Regions from separate parts of the Homo sapiens genome. Here region 2 is linked to region 1. The links are chromatin loops, found by intact Hi-C in ENCODE. Cell type or tissue: breast epithelium. All regions are shown on one strand.

The links. A loop is a pair of places that touch in the nucleus more often than their neighbours do. Peaks named below come from ENCODE experiments on the same cell type or tissue, not always from the same donor. Only the 100,000 strongest peaks of a DNase experiment are listed, where the experiment ranks them.
Region 2: a loop joins it to region 1, with 12 times the contacts of the local background. A loop is called at or near these places in 2 of 110 quality-filtered maps.

What each region holds. Positions count from the first base shown.
Region 1 is chr6:152,214,554-152,222,553 of GRCh38, reverse strand. It overlaps SYNE1 (spectrin repeat containing nuclear envelope protein 1), which reads left to right. Exons shown (of 146, transcript NM_182961.4): 118 at 995-1,128; 119 at 1,508-1,712; 120 at 3,369-3,551; 121 at 4,151-4,297; 122 at 7,494-7,648. Among named protein-coding and RNA genes, the nearest start is that of SYNE1-AS1, 160 kb to the left of the region's middle. RefSeq lists an enhancer at 218-1,417. In breast epithelium, no CTCF peak of the experiment used is centred here; a DNase peak (open chromatin) is centred at 3,516.
Region 2 is chr6:152,943,763-152,951,762 of GRCh38, reverse strand. No RefSeq gene overlaps it. Among named protein-coding and RNA genes, the nearest start is that of FBXO5, 35 kb to the left of the region's middle. In breast epithelium, a CTCF peak has its summit at 3,395 (motif pointing right); no DNase peak of the experiment used is centred here; H3K4me3 peaks cover 857 bases.

The DNA of each region.
Region 1 (8,000 bases):
ATTTGTCAATTGAAAATCATTTTTTTAAGTTAAAAATAATTCTTGGCAAGGAAGAACACCCAGAGATAAAGCTTGGCAAAGCTGTGCCTTCTTAGAGTCTTCATCTTCGGGAGTTTGTGGTAGAAGCACTGCGGGTATGTAACAAAATAGAGACCTGGCTTTGGCTTTGAGTGTCAAAGAGATCCACAGTTTGGCAGATAGCACGTTACATAACACCATTGCCATGGCTTTGTTAGAAACAAGAGCTTGGGGTAGCAAGGAAAATGAGCACTTAAAGGATTTCTCAGCAAGGCAAATTTACTTCTGCAGGAGGGTGCCACTCACACTTCTGGCTGCTGCAAGAGCACACTGAACAAAGGAGAGAAGGAGTTTTTATCCCTAACGCAGTCCCTATCCCTGCATCCTTCCCCTGTTGGCTAGGGTTGGACCACTCAATCTAAACTGACCTCAGTTGGCTAAGACTTAAACTTTTCCAATTAGGGTAAATATGTGATTCTCAAGGGAGGGAGGGGTAGGAGTGGTCCCTGTGTTACAGCACAAGGCAAGTTTGGACATGTCTGGGCAAGTCAGGACACAACAAGAGCAGGAGGGCTGCTCACAGGCCAGAAACAAGAAAGTACAAGGAGGTGAGGCCTCTGAACCAAGGACAAGGACATTACACAATTAAACCCTTTGAAGAGGAATTTACCATCTCTGGCAGCTTCCTACCAGACAATGGACAAGGGCACCCTATGTGAGTTTTTCAGCAGAATGCAAATGCCAATAGAAGAAGGCTTCATTGCTCAGAACCTCTTCTCATAGCCAAAATAACAAAATCCTACAAAAGAGAATAAATGATTATCTAAAGAAAGCTGATAAAGCATTGGTGCTAAGTCATGCCTGGTTTATACAAGTATATGTACATATTTATGAAAACATATACAAATTCCTTTTAAACTTGCTTATTAGAATTTAGATCCTGTTATGTCATCTATGGGTCTTTTTTTTGGGGCAGAATCTCCAAGATGATCTGGAAAAACAGGAAAGGAGCTTACAGAAATTTGGCTCTATCACCAACCAATTATTAAAAGAGTGTCACCCACCCGTGACAGAAACTCTTACCAATACACTGAAAGAAGTCAACATGAGGTATGGAGTATGTTAACTTTACACACTATTTATATCACAGCCTTATTATAAATAATGATATAATTAAAACAATGACAGTTTGAATTTGAGCTATATAGATTCTATTCCTTTAAACTTCTCTTTCACAACATGAATTTAAGGATAAATAAATGTAGTGAAGAGATTTAGAAAGAATTAGAAGTACTGTACACCCAAAGATTGCCATCATCCTCATTACCTACCCTGAAACTAGGAATATGAAACATTAATTTTTATTATGTTAACTAGAAATGATTATGTCTATATTCACATGAACCAGGATCATGAAAAATAAAATAGCACATATCCACATTTGGTGAGAGGTGGTAATCTGCTCATGAGTGTTGGTTATTATTTCCAGATGGAATAACTTGCTGGAAGAGATTGCTGAGCAGCTACAGTCCAGCAAGGCCCTACTTCAGCTTTGGCAAAGATACAAGGACTACTCCAAACAGTGTGCTTCGACAGTTCAGCAGCAGGAGGATCGAACCAATGAGCTGTTGAAGGCAGCCACAAACAAGGACATTGCCGATGATGAGGTTGCCACATGGATTCAAGATTGCAACGTATGTTCAGGAGCTACCTTGTTTTCCCCACATGCCCTTCTTAGACTGCCCAAGTTTAGCTTTTGGTCTGTGTAAGCTTTGGTATGTCTTTCTATGTGAGACAGTTACCCAAAAATAACTGTCTTAGGATCAAAGAGCCTGCCTGATTTTCAGAACACAGGTGCACATGCATCAGACTAAGAGGTCTCCTCCCATTGTTTTATTTTTTAAAATGAGTTGTTTTCCCATTTTTCCTAGTGGAATTTAGTCAATGTGAAAGATTGAGGCTCTTTGTGTTTTCTAGGGTGGTCAATATAAGACATGACCATATGGGGAATAGTGTTCTATCTTTAAAAAATCTTCTGTTCCAGATGTTGTCCATTTACATTCATTAACTCCTATGTAAGCATCTACACAATAGTTTCATCTAAGATATTAATGGTAGAAAGAAGTCTTTCTCTCCTAATTTACTGGTATACTTCTTTTAATGGCTTTTTAATAATTCTCTTTTTCACTGTAGCTGCCAATAACCTACTTAAGGGTTTAAGGAACAGCTCTTCTCTTGTTTCAAGCATTACATGGCTCTTACTATTTGTCCTTATTTGTCTTTATTTTTAAGAGCTTGTTACGAGGATCTTTTTATAAACTTTTCCAAATCAGTTTATTAGAATTAGGCAAGCTATAAAAACTATGTAAATAAAAGTTTAACCTATTCTAATATCTTCAACCTGAATAATCACTTTAAAGCTAAAGATGGGTATTTTAAAATAAAGATAATACAGTGCTTTTTTCATCCACATAATTTGTGTGTACAAGAACTGTCATTTTCAATACTCCTGAATTGAAATACACCTTGTCTGTTATCTGTGTCAAGCGTAAAGAGCCCTTTGTTCTTCTTTCTCTCACAGAAGTCACTGCCTAGGCATAACATGACTGAGTGGGATACCAGCAACAGGTAGAAGAAGCAGTCACTTATTATCTCTCAATGATAGGATAGAAAGCAGAAACAGGGAGTTTCCATTGGCTTATATTTTTTAACCTGTAGGAGGGTCCCACAGAAAGTGGAGGCAAAGAGATCCCATGGAAAAGAATGGGAATACAGGCTACTCTCACCCCCTGCTCACCAAAATCATCACTGTGTTCTGTACCCTACTGAGATAGGAGGTTGCTGTACTTGCAATAATGTGACCACACATATAGAAGACACCACGGACAAATTCCTGGTGTGTATGATAATAATAGAAAAAGGAAAAATATAACATTTTGTTTTCAATTTGATACAAATTACATAAAGAGGCAGGAAAAAAACTGCCAAAATATTTCCAGTTATTGGCTCTACTCTTGGGTCATGTTTGTTTTTTTTTTTTTTCTTGTTTATGTATGTTTTTCTGCATTTCCCCAAGGTCCTGTAATGAACCTACATAGCTTTTACTAACAAAAGAGTAATTATATATAGCCATAGGTTATATGTGTATAATGTATGTTTAAAATATTAACATAGCATTTTAAAAAATGGGGTTCAGTGCGTGTTCATTTTTCCACAGGTGAAGTTTATTTAGCCTAATAATATGATCCGTAGGAATGGTGTGTTTCTACATGTGTAGCCCTTTGCCGATTGCTGTTTATGATAAGGAGTATCAACATGCTTCAGAGTGGGCATATTTTCACCTCTTCTAGGACCTCCTCAAAGGACTGGGCACAGTTAAAGATTCCCTCTTTTTTCTCCATGAGCTGGGAGAGCAACTGAAGCAACAAGTGGATGCTTCCGCAGCATCAGCTATTCAATCGGATCAACTCTCTTTGAGTCAACACTTGTGTGCCCTGGAGCAAGCTCTCTGCAAACAGCAGACTTCATTACAGGTACAGAGCTCCTATTTAGTATCTTCTGTATATTGGCTGTTCTCTAATATCTGGGCACAAACACAGAAAAAGAATTCCTTGTCATGGCAACAATGCCTCCTTCAAGACTCAAGAAAATAGCAAGTAAACAAACTTGGAAGTTCTGGTGGGGACGATGAAGGTGGACGTTTTGCGCTGTTCTCTGCCAAGGAATTTTAAAATCGGTTTAAGATGCAAGCCCCTGAACCAATGCCTGCCACCATGGCCTGTTCAATTAATAAACACTAAGCGGCTTTAATATAAATATTCGTGTTTATTTAACTCAGACTTTTACAAGAATCAGAAGATTTTTCAGACGTGTTGTTTGATCATGTATTTAAAGAATAATTTGAATTGTTATTGACTTATGGTGCATAGAAATAATTATAGTTTTTAGAAAAATTACATAAAGAAGATTTAAATTGTTATAGCTTTTTTTATAGGAACGTCTAGAGAATGGCAATTTGATACAAGAATATGAAAAATAATTTTAATATCCACTTGCCCTTTTACCAGACTTTATTAAAATACCAATTTTTTTTTTTTTAACTGAAATACCAATTTCTTTTGTGGAAAAAAAGGCTGGAGTTCTTGATTATGAAACCTTTGCCAAGAGTTTAGAAGCTTTGGAGGCCTGGATAGTGGAAGCTGAAGAAATACTACAAGGGCAGGACCCTAGCCACTCATCTGACCTCTCCACAATCCAGGAAAGGATGGAAGAACTTAAGGTAAGTGTGTTCAAATCTGAGTCCCAGATCTTTTACCATCTGTCTTCAAAAATCTTTTTTTTTTTGAGATGGAGTCTCACTCTGTCGCCCAAGCTGGAGTGCCGTGGTGTGATCTCGGCTCACTGCAACCTCTGCTTTCCGGGTTCAAGCGATTCTGCCTCATCCTCCCGAGTAGCTAGGATTATAGGGGCACGCCACCACTCCTGGCTAGTTTTTGTATTTTTAGTAGAGACGAGGTTTCACTGGTCTTGAACTGATCACCCGAGGTCAGGCCTCCCAAAATGCTGGAATTACAGGAATGAGCAACCACACCCAGCCCTGTTTTCAAAATCTTAAGTGAAACTCAAAGCTGATGTAGACCCACTCTTTCTTTCGAGTGAGCCCCCAGTGAGACTTTCTCTGGCAAACAGTAGACTGTGTGCTGGCAGTGGGCACAGGCTGATTTCCCAGCTCACTCCTGGAAGCCACCTCACTCCTCCCTCTTTCCACCGCTGGAAACCACCTCACTCCTCCTTTCCACGGCTGGTCCCTCTCCATGTTCCTGTACCCAGTCCATCACCTCTCTATTAACTTTTGAACCTCTCGTCTCTGTTTCTAACATCATCTACTCCTAGCTCAATCTACTCCTATCTCTCTGAGACCCTACAGCCGCCTCCCACAGATCTGCATCCATTCACCCAACCTCCCCTCCTCCTGGCTGTCAGAATGACCTTTTTTGTTCTTTTTAAGGGTTTTACTTAATTAGCTTGATTTAATCATTCCACATTGTGTGAAAACATCATATCATACTCCATAAATATATACGATTATAATTTGTCCATCAAAAATAATTTAATAATTTTTTTTTCTTTTTTTTTTTTTGTGACGGAGTCTTGCTTTGTCGCCCAGGCTGGAGTGCAGTGGTGCAATCTCGGCTCACTGCAAGCTCTCCCTCCCAGGTTCACGCCATTCTCTTGCCTCAGCCTCCCGAGTAGTTAGGACTGCAGGTACTGTCCACCACGCCTGGCTAATTTTTTTTGTATTTTTAGTAGAGACGGGGTTTCATCATGTTAGCCAGGATGGTCTCAATCTCCTGACCTTGTGATCTGCCCGCCTCAGCCTCCCAAAGTGCTGGGATTACAGGCCTAATGTAATACTTTTTTAAAAAAAAAAAAAAAAAAAGGTTTTACTTAGTTGTGAATTTTTTTTTTTTTTGAGATAGAGTCTTGCTCTATTGCGCAGGCTGGAGTGCAGTGGCACGATCTCGGCTCACTGCAACCCCTGCCTCCCAGTTTCAAGCAATTCTCCTGCCTCAGCCTCCCAAATAGCTGGGACTACAGGCATGTGCCACCATGCCCTGCTAATTTTTGTATTTTTAGTAGAGATGGAGAGGGGGGTGGTTCACTATGTTGGCCAGGCTGGTCTCGAACTCCTGACCTTGTGATCCGCCCTCCTTGGCCTCCCAAAGCACTGGGATTACAGGCATGAGCCACTGTGCCCTGCCAATTGTGAATGATTTTAAATATTCAATCAAGTAAGCAAAATAATTCAACAGGCATGAAAATTTTATTGTATTATTCCCTTGGTTAAAGCTCTCAAGGTTTCCCACTGCTCTTAGGGAAAAGACCATGTGGCTTCTCAAGGCGGCATCCTGGTTCCACCTTTCCTGAGGATCTTATTCTGTTGCACCATAGCCACTCTCTCCCTCCAGCCACTCCCGTGCCACTGTGCCCGTGATATTTCCTCTCTCTGGATTTGTTTTCTTGTCCTCGTCAGCTCACTCCTCACTAAAAAGAGTAAAGTCCTGGTCATTTTGTTCAATGTCACTCTCTTAGGAAAGTCTCCACTGTCTGTCCAGGACCAGGCCCCCCAGTGACACATTTTCATAGCACACTATTGTTTTTCTTCCATGCTCTATCATGTCATTTAATTACATTCCTGTGAGTAGGGGACTACTGTTGCACTTTTGACTACTAGAATAGTATCTTATTCCCTGTAAGTGCCACGAGGGGAAGGACTGTGTCATGGCTATTTTGTTCATTGCTGATGTCTACCCATGGACATTATGCCATTTAACAGTTATATTTTGGTTTCAATATTTGAGATTTATTCTTTCTTCAAAAAACATGAGTCTTTTGCAGAACATGCAAAGAGAAGACACACACATAGCCAAAGGTGGCCTGACATTTTTTCTTTCCTGTAACCAATTTCCTAGATGGAGATAAGGATACCCATGGGAAAATCAGAACCGACAACATTGTCCTGTGTTTGAAGGGAGGGAAGAGATCCAAAAGAATAGATTGCTCTTTTGATTGAGTCTCACCAGCTGTGGGGTGGCGGGTCAGAGACCTAAAACTGGAGCTCTTAAAATGTGTGGTCACTTCATAGCTCAAGTGAAATCTTATTTTCTCTAGCAAGAACCCAAGGAGGTTCGTTTACCCTCTTCCATTTACTAGCTGGCTGGCCTGGAGCAATTTACTTAGTTTCTGTGCCTCCCTTTCCTCCCTTGTAAAGAGAGAATAGCAGCATGACTTATCTTATGTGATCGTTTTGAGGATAAAATGAGTTCTTACTTGTAAAGCTCTTGTCAGTGCTTGATTCATAGTAAGTGCTCAATAAACGTTAGCTATCACTGTTATAACTTTTGTTAGTTGTGAATAATAAAGGAGGAAATTAGCATGAACAAATTAAACGTAAATGGTAAGAAGTAAGGTCTTTTACTTATCAGCATAATTTTCATCCTTAATCAGTTCTGTCAAGAATTGCCTATGAGTAAATAAATCAAGTAAATAATATAATACTTGTAATATAATTACATATGAGTAAATCAAGTAAATAGTATATGTAATATAATACACGTAATAAAAATCAAGTAAATAATATAATACGTGTAAATAAAGTAAATAATATATTTGTATGTATAAACCATACAAGTAAATAATATATCAAGTAAATAACAGAATACACGTTAAGTAGTCCATAAAGGATAATGAGTAGCTTGAGTAGCAATAGCAGCAGCAGCAGCAGTTTAGACTGAAAAGTAGATTTGGCTTTTCGCTATTCGTACCTAGAGATTGTAAGTAAGTGGCCTAGAAATGCAGAGGCCACTAGACCGAAGACCAGCTACTTCCTGAAATCAGAAATTCACTGCGCACTTTGAAAAAGTTTTGACTTTTTTGACCATGGTGCTAAACCTACTTTTAAATCTTCCTTCTAGGGACAGATGTTAAAATTCAGCAGCATGGCTCCAGATTTAGACCGTCTAAATGAGCTTGGATATAGGTTACCCTTGAATGATAAGGAAATCAAAAGAATGCAGAATCTGAACCGCCATTGGTCTCTGATCTCCTCTCAGACTACAGAAAGATTCAGGTAGAGTAAACAAGAGATGTCTTGGTTGCTCCAGTTGTCTTAGTCTGGTTTGTGCCGCTATGTCAAAATACTACAGAATGCATAATTTATAAAGAACAGAAATGTTGAACAGTCTCACAGTTCTGGAGACTGGGAAGTCCGCAGTCAAGGTGCTAGCAGATTCAGTTGTCTGGTGAGGGCTGCTCTCTGCTTTCAAGAGGGCAGGTTTTGCTGCATCCTCAGGAGGGGAGAGTTGCTGTGTCCTCACACAGTGGAAGGCAGAAGGACAACAGTGCTGAACGCTGTGTGAATCTTCTTTTAAAAGACCCTTAATCCCATTGACAAAGGAGGAGTCCTCATGGCCTAATCACCG
Region 2 (8,000 bases), 730 kb before region 1:
AAATATCCACTACATTTTGTTAATATAATTTTTTTTTTTTTGCAACAGTCTTGCTCTGTCACCCAAGCTGGCATGCAGTGGTGCGATCTTGGCTCACTGCAACCTCCACCTCCTGGGTTCAAGCACTTCTTCTGCCTCAGCCTTCTGAGTAGCTGAGACTACAGGCGCACGCCACCATGCCCAGCTAATTTTTTGTATTTTTAGTAGAGATGGAGTTTCACCATGTTGGCCAGGATGGTCTCGATCTCTCGACCTCGTGATCTGCCCACCTCACCTCCCAAAGTGCTGGGATTACAGGCGTGAGCCACCGCGCCTGGCCAATACAATTCTTTTTATGTTGACAATATGCAAAAGATAACTGTATCCATGAGTAGAAGAGGGTACATAGTCATATATTAGATATATCCGAACTTTTATTTACACACAGTACCTGTAGGATAATAGTGTCCCAAAATGTAAAGAATGATATTTTACCATTAGATATCTCTGCTTTGCAATTCTAACCTTTCCACATACTATTTAACCTTGGGCAAATTTTTAACATCTAAGAGCTTCAGTTTTCATACTTATAAAGAGAAGGCAATATTGCCTATCTGATATTATTAACAAAATGATTAAATTTGAAAATACAGATAAAATACTAATGCAATTTCTGACACAAAATAAATGAGTGTAGCTGTTGTAGATCTTTTATTAAGGCCAAAGTGTTAATGCTTACAAGTATCTGTACGTGTATGATAGTCAAAATAATGAAGTCCCTTAATACATAATTCTAGAATTTTGATAAGACTGGAATAATCTGATGCTAAATTTTCTATCTCATATTTTATTTACTTCTGAGAATTGAAAAGCTTTTTTGTCCTCAGTAGATAAGCAGAGAAAGTAAACTTACTACTAGAAAATAATTCTGTTAAAGTGTGGACTGAATGGATCTTAAAATGAATTCAAAGCTCACACTTAAAAGTTTAGAGCCATTCATTTATCTGTTTGTTTACAAAAACGCTTATTGAGTGCCTTCTATGCATAATGAACTATGCTGGGTGACGTCTAATGCAGAGTCTTTCTCAACCAGGTGTCCAGGAGAGAACTGAGCTTTCATAACCTAGTGCGTCTATTATATGTAATGAGTTAACATTTTTCCTAGGCATCTAGAATGGTACAAGTTATGTACCTTCCTTGAGGAAATTAGGAAAATTATCACGTAAATAAGTTTCTGGGTTGTATGGCCAGGTAGGAAGTCCACCTGAGAAAGTCTAGGAGGCAGGGAGAAAAACCAAAAATATATACTAATTAAAATAGAAGATAAAATGAAATAAATGCAAAATAAGCAAAATATAAAATGGAACGGAAGGAAAATTACTCCTAACAAGACGATCAGAACAAATAAATTACTGAAGGGAATCTTGAATCATGAAAATCATTGCCCTTTTTTTTTTTTCTTTCCCCTCTTTAAAATGTGCAACCTATTGTATTATGTCCTGGGATTGTTTCAGGGGTGAAATGGTCAAGAAGCTTATGTGGTTTCTGGAGAAGTGGTAAGGGCAATTGAGGGGTACACTAGCAAATTACTGTGTGAATTCAGAGTGGGAAGGCAGATGCCTTCAGAAATTCCTTTGCTACTGTGAAAAAAAGTAAATGTCATAATTTATTTTCTCCTCATACTATGAAAACCAATATCTATTTCGCTCTAAGAGTTAGGAAAATTCCATAGAAAACTTTTTTAAAGCCCTAAGAATAGGATAGCAGAAGGGAAAACTCAGGGGCGACATTAGAGATTGTGACACCCCAGAGAAAGACATGCATTAGTGACCCGAGTTCTAAACACACCTAAGTAGTTATTTATTTTTAAGGACTAGTGCTAATCTTTTTAACTAAACTTTTTTGTTTTTTCTTTTTCTTTGAGACAAGGTCTTGTTCTGTTGCCTAGCCTGGAGTGTAGTGGCATGACCATAGCTCACTGCAGCCTGAAACTCCTGGGCTCAAATGATTCTCCCATAAATTAGAAGCATTTTAAATAAGTAGGCGGTGGGCCGGGCGCGGTGGCTGACGCCTGTAATCCCAGCACTTTGGGAGGCTGAGGCGCGTGGATCACGAGGTCAGAGATCACGATCATCCTGGACAACATGGTGAAACCCTGTCTCTACAAAAAAATTAGCTGGGCGTGATGGAATGTGCCTGTAGTCCCAGCTACTTGGGAGGCTGAGGCAGGAGAATCGCTTCAACCCGGGAGGCGGAGGTTGCAGTGAGCTGAGATCGCACCACTGCACTCCAGTCTGGTGACAGAGCAAGGCTCCGTCTCAAAATAAATAAATAAATAAATGAACATTTAAAAAAATAAATAAATAAGTAGATGGTGAATTGGAGAAGGGTATGGTATAATGCTAGTGGATTTCTCTACTGAAAAATTAATTTTCTAGGACAAGGCATATAAGATCATATTCTTTCTTTCTAGATAAACTAACATTTACATAAAAGTCACACAGTCTCAGAAGATGGATGCACAAGCAATGTCCAGTGTCAACACCATCTTCCTGAGAGACCGCAATAAAGAAAGGAGAATCCCTAGCCAAAGAAGGTAGTTGAGGGTAACAGTTTCTCACTACTACAGGGAATACAGGGGATAGTGACAGAGTCATTCTGAGAATCTCTTGGCAACAAGGAGCTTGTCACTTTCGAGACCAAAGGGAAGAGGGAAGAGGACAGTAACAGTTCCCGCCCTTCCTCAGATGCCCGTATACAGGAACAGCACTAGTAACTTCATATAAAATGCTGTGCAGTCGTTGAGTTGGACCAGTCAACTTGCATTTAATGCCCATTGACTTTAATTGCTTGACTGCAAACTCTGATGAACAAAGAAATAATATATTATTCCACATAGGCTTTACCTGGAACTAAGGGGTGGGTAAGGAGTGCGGAAGTGGTTCCTAAGGCCTTAGGAGGGCATCGTCTCAGAAACCCGTGAATCTTGACAATTCTAGCAGTACAAAGAGAACGTCACATTTCCCGTTAGCAATTCATTCCTGAGAAGGTGGTGTACAGTAGATTCGTGATAATGCTTTTTGGCACGCTGATAAATATGTTTTTACTTAAAATTATTTCTACTAAGATTGCTAACACTGATATTATCCCTTGAGATTTTATCTTCAGTTTCCTTTGCACAGTTGTCACTCTGAAGGCTCTGCTGTGTGGAGTCAGCGTGCGAGGCATCTACAGCCTGCTGATTCCTTAGACTCTTGCTGGTATTCTTGTCTTGTTCCTGGAAGATTTTCCTGCCATGTTCATGAGCTTGAAAACTTTTCAAAAGCTCAGGATGTCAGTAAACTCGCCGTTTTCTGTTTCTATTGCACTTAATATTCCTTTTCATTTACTTCATTGGATTTCCACCAGAGGGCACAATAAGCCTAGCTAATCCACAGTTTAGAGCTATTCAGTACACGAAGTGTAACTTTCTGGACTTGTTTACGGTGGTTCTAATTTCATTACTCCAAGGTGTTGTGGTTAAGAGTGGGGTGTCTGAGGCCAAACTGAGTTTGGATCCCAGCTCTGCTATTTGCTAGCTCTGTGATCTTGGAGAATTCCTTAATTTCCTTTCTGAGTAAGTGTTCTTCTTGTAAAATGAGCATACCAATCTTCCTTTTGGGCTGCTGCGAGGATTACATGAGTTTAGACACATATCCAAAGTACTTGGAATATGTCTGGCATATAATAAAGCACTAAGGATAAATGATCTCAAATTTTAAGAAAATGACAGTTTTACTTACCTGGGAGTTACTTGGAAAGCATCAAAGAGTTGAAAGCTACTAAATAGAGAGAGTGTTAGGCGTGTGGCAAGGGCTACTTAATGTACATCATTTCTATCCAAGAGATATATGAGGAAGAAGTCTATGTTCATTTGCTCACTGATTCATCCCAAGTGCTAGAACAGTGCCTAACACATGGTAGGTGCTCAATAAATATGTTTTAAATGAATGGAAGATAACTTTATTAACTCATGTATACAGGTAAGAAAAATGGAGACTCAGGAAGTTGATAAAAGTTGCCCAGGGTCATACAAGTAAGTGAAATATGTTGTACTTTCACCCAAATCTATCTAATTGCAGACCAACTTTCTTTTGACAGGGTTGAAGAAAATGAACTTTTGGTTGACTCTCATAAGTGAACTGCCTGGCTGAGTTTTTCTGTTAGGAGTGAGACTGTAAGGTATTCTTTTTAGTAAGGCTTTAAGAAGATTGTTTCACCAAGATTTCAATGGTAGTTTGAAAAAAAAATAACTTAACATTAGTTACTTTCAATCAAGTCTAACAAATATTCGTAAATCATATTTTCCCTTAGGCATTTTGAAGTCTATTTTCCATAACCGAATGGAATAAGCAAAATATAAAGGAAAAAAAATCTTCATAAAGCTGCTTACATTTAAATTCACATTTTCTGAGAGCTCAATGGCTGATTCACAGTTCATGCTCAGCATGTTTGTTGAATGCCTGTGTATGAGAGGGAAAGAAAACAAATAACTATAGCCAAAATCTTCTAGTCCTTCAGTATATGATGAGCAGGCTGCTGACCAGCAGCTTCGGTGTCACCTGGAAACTTACCAGAAATGGAATCCCATCCCATGGCTATTGCATCAGAATTGGCATTTTAATAATGTCCCCAGGTAATTTATATGCATATTAAGGTTGGGGAAACTCTGCTCTAGCCGATATGGTTAACTGTGGAAAACAAATGATTGATTCCTATCAACTAATAAATCACATCACATTGAGAATGTTTCAAAAGCAAGAAATTAGAAGGAAATTTATGCTGGGCACCATAAAACTCCAAAATATTTTTTGGGGAGGGGTTGAGTGAAACTCTGAGAGAATGTGTTAAAAAATGAAACTGCAAATGGATGTGTTTATTCTTTTTAGAGACTTATACCCATCATGCCCATTTAGAAGAAGTTTTTTCAATTTTACAAATTGATTTCTTGCGTGGATTTACTTGTATGAAAGGTTTGATTTCCCTTTATTTATGGGCTTACATAGCCTGAAGTCATTTTATTGTCATATTATCCTTACACTGTGCGTGAATCATCAAAATGTTTTTCTTGAATCCAAGGCGGAGGTGGGGAGCCAGGCTAAAATGTATGAGACTGTCATTCTCTGTGACAGATGTCTCATGTCAAGTTATAAAATATTTCTGTCTATGAAAAGACAAAGAAATCTGCAGTGATATATACAAGGTTTAGTTACATGGAAATATATTGAAAAACATTTCTGCTTAATATACTATACTATATATAATACATGTATACATATATTATACATGCATGCATATATGCATATTTTGTATATGTAGACATCTATAGCTATCATTTTAGTGGTTTATATGTAATATCATTAAATACAAATCATTTTTATAAAATGTGTTATGCCTTTTCATGTCTTTTCACAAGTTTATAGTCACCAAAATATAATTTTTTATAATAAAAATAGATATTTGTCTTTGTAAATAGTTAAAATTTGTTTTTCAAATTTTATTTTTTTTTGTAGAGACAAAGTCTCCCTATGTTGCCGAGGCTGGTGTTGAATTCCTGGACTCAAGTGATTCTCCTGCCTTACCCTCCCAAAGTGCTAGGATTACAGGCATAAGCCACAGCTCCTGGCCTACTTTTAAAAATTATACCAGAGTATTAGTACCTGCATATCTTGGTAGAGTTTTTTTTGGTGTTCACTCATATCTGTATAGTCCAGTACAACTAAAAATTATTAATAAACTAGCAATAACAATAGTAATAAAGTGATTTCCTCCAATGATTTACAAATTTTCCTTCATCTACACATGATTTTTCATCTGAAAAACTGAACTTTTTCTTTTTAAAATATGACCTGGTTACTGCATTTTAGCCATCACTTGTGCCTCTGTGACTTGAAACTGACTCATCTGTAATATATAGAATATTTTGGTTAGATCATCTCTTAAATAACTTTTGGTTTGGTTCAAAACCAAAATGATAGTGTTGTTTTTCCCATTAAATTGCTATGAATTTGCACAAGGCCATAGATTTTATATTTTTAATGTTTTGTCCTTACTTCAAATGTTATTGAATAAACTGGCAGCATTGGTTGGCTCATTGAACATTTGAGGATTCTTTCCCTTCTGCCAAAGGAAAAGGGAAGGAAACAAACTGACATCATCAGTGGCTGCAGTGAGTTCACCTGGAAAATACTGTGCTTTACCTTTCTATTTTGTATTTACTTCAATAAAGCAGGTGCTCTATTCTGCTGAAAATAGTTTTGTATTTGTTTTTGAAGACAGTTGTGCTAACTGCTTTTTTCTCTCCCTCTTGTTTTTCAATGATGAGTCCATAGAAACTGCACTTCTATGCATTGGCAGTGCTGTAGTGATCTTTGGAAATGTAGTCAAATTGGAGAATTCCCTCGATATCAATAGTTTAGATCATTATCAATGGGAAAAATATTTTTTATACACTTGTTTATTTTAGTATACTCCTGTTTTGTTTCATTTGAAACTAGTTTTAGTGTACTGTGGAGTTCATAGTCAAGGTCCAAGTCTTATGATTTAATATCTGTAAGAAAAGAGAACAACAGATATAAGGAAATAAATAACCTTGTTTTTTTGTCAGTTAAATAAATTCCATGGAAATTTGATCTCTGAAGACTAATAAGCAAAGCATGATGCTCAAATTGATAGAGTAATATGAACATTTTTACCAACAGCAAGACCATGTCAAGAACTCGTTAACTGAAAATGTTGCTCTAGTCTCATCAAATCACCCAGTAGAAGAGTGGTGTTTTTTAAAAGTAAATCAGATTATGTGCTAGATACTCTGGAGGAAGAAAATCTCAGGACAAAATAGTCCCATCCTTAAGGAGGTTTCAATTCAGTGATAGCCATGGGAGTAATGCTGTACAAAGGGTCAGCTTCTTTGGTGAATAGATGTGAGCTCAAAAATCATTTCAATTACGCACAGATATATATACACACACACATATGTATCTATACACACATATACATATAAAGATATATGTATCCCAAAAAAAGAAGAAAAAAAAGAAAAGAAAAAAGTAATAAAAGCAAAAACAAACACAAAAGTTATGTATATCTTTAGTTTGTTTGAACCAGGTTTATGAATTTTTATTTTTATTTGTTTTACAATGTATTGTCATAGAGTCATAGTATGCTCTTTTAATTCTTTTAATTTTTCTCTACAGTTACTTTACCTTTTTCAGTCCTAATATATTTTATTTGATAATTCCTTTTGTCTTTATCCAGCCTCTTAAAAATATTTTTATTAGTCTTTAAAAAATATCAGCTTTCGGCTTTTTTGTGCATCTCCTTATTTTATTGATTTCTACATTATGAGTTTCTGTTCTTGTTCTTGCAATTTCCTTCTTTTTATGTCTTTGTACTCCTGCCACTGTTCTAGTTCTTTCTCTTGAGTTAAATAACTTAATGATCAATTTTCAATCTTTCTTTTTAAGCATAGGCAATTAGGGCTATGAATTTCTTTCCCAATATTACATCAACTCTAGGCCAAAAGTTTTAATATGTATTTTTTCCACTGGCATTTCATTATAAATGTTTTATTAGTCCCAATACTAACTTTTTAGACTCAAACATTACTTATAAATAAATGCTTTTAAATTTCTAAATAAATAGAATTTCAGGTGTGTCTTTTGGATTTTGATTTTGAATTTTATTTTACTATAGAACATACAGTGAGAAGGTGGTATATATGATATTGATTTTTTGATATTTGTTTTGGAGACTAGTGTGTAGTCCAATTCTATAAGTGTTCCATGTTTACTTTCAACAAATGTGTATTCTCTACTTGTTGAATATAGACTGCTGTTTGTGCTTGTTAATTGTATTATTTAAGCTTTCCAAATTCTTACTATTTTTTGACTGTTTTATCTATCAATTTTCATAGAGGTATACTAAAATTTCTTGCTATGGTTAGGGATATATCTATTTCCTCTTGCATTATTGCTACTATA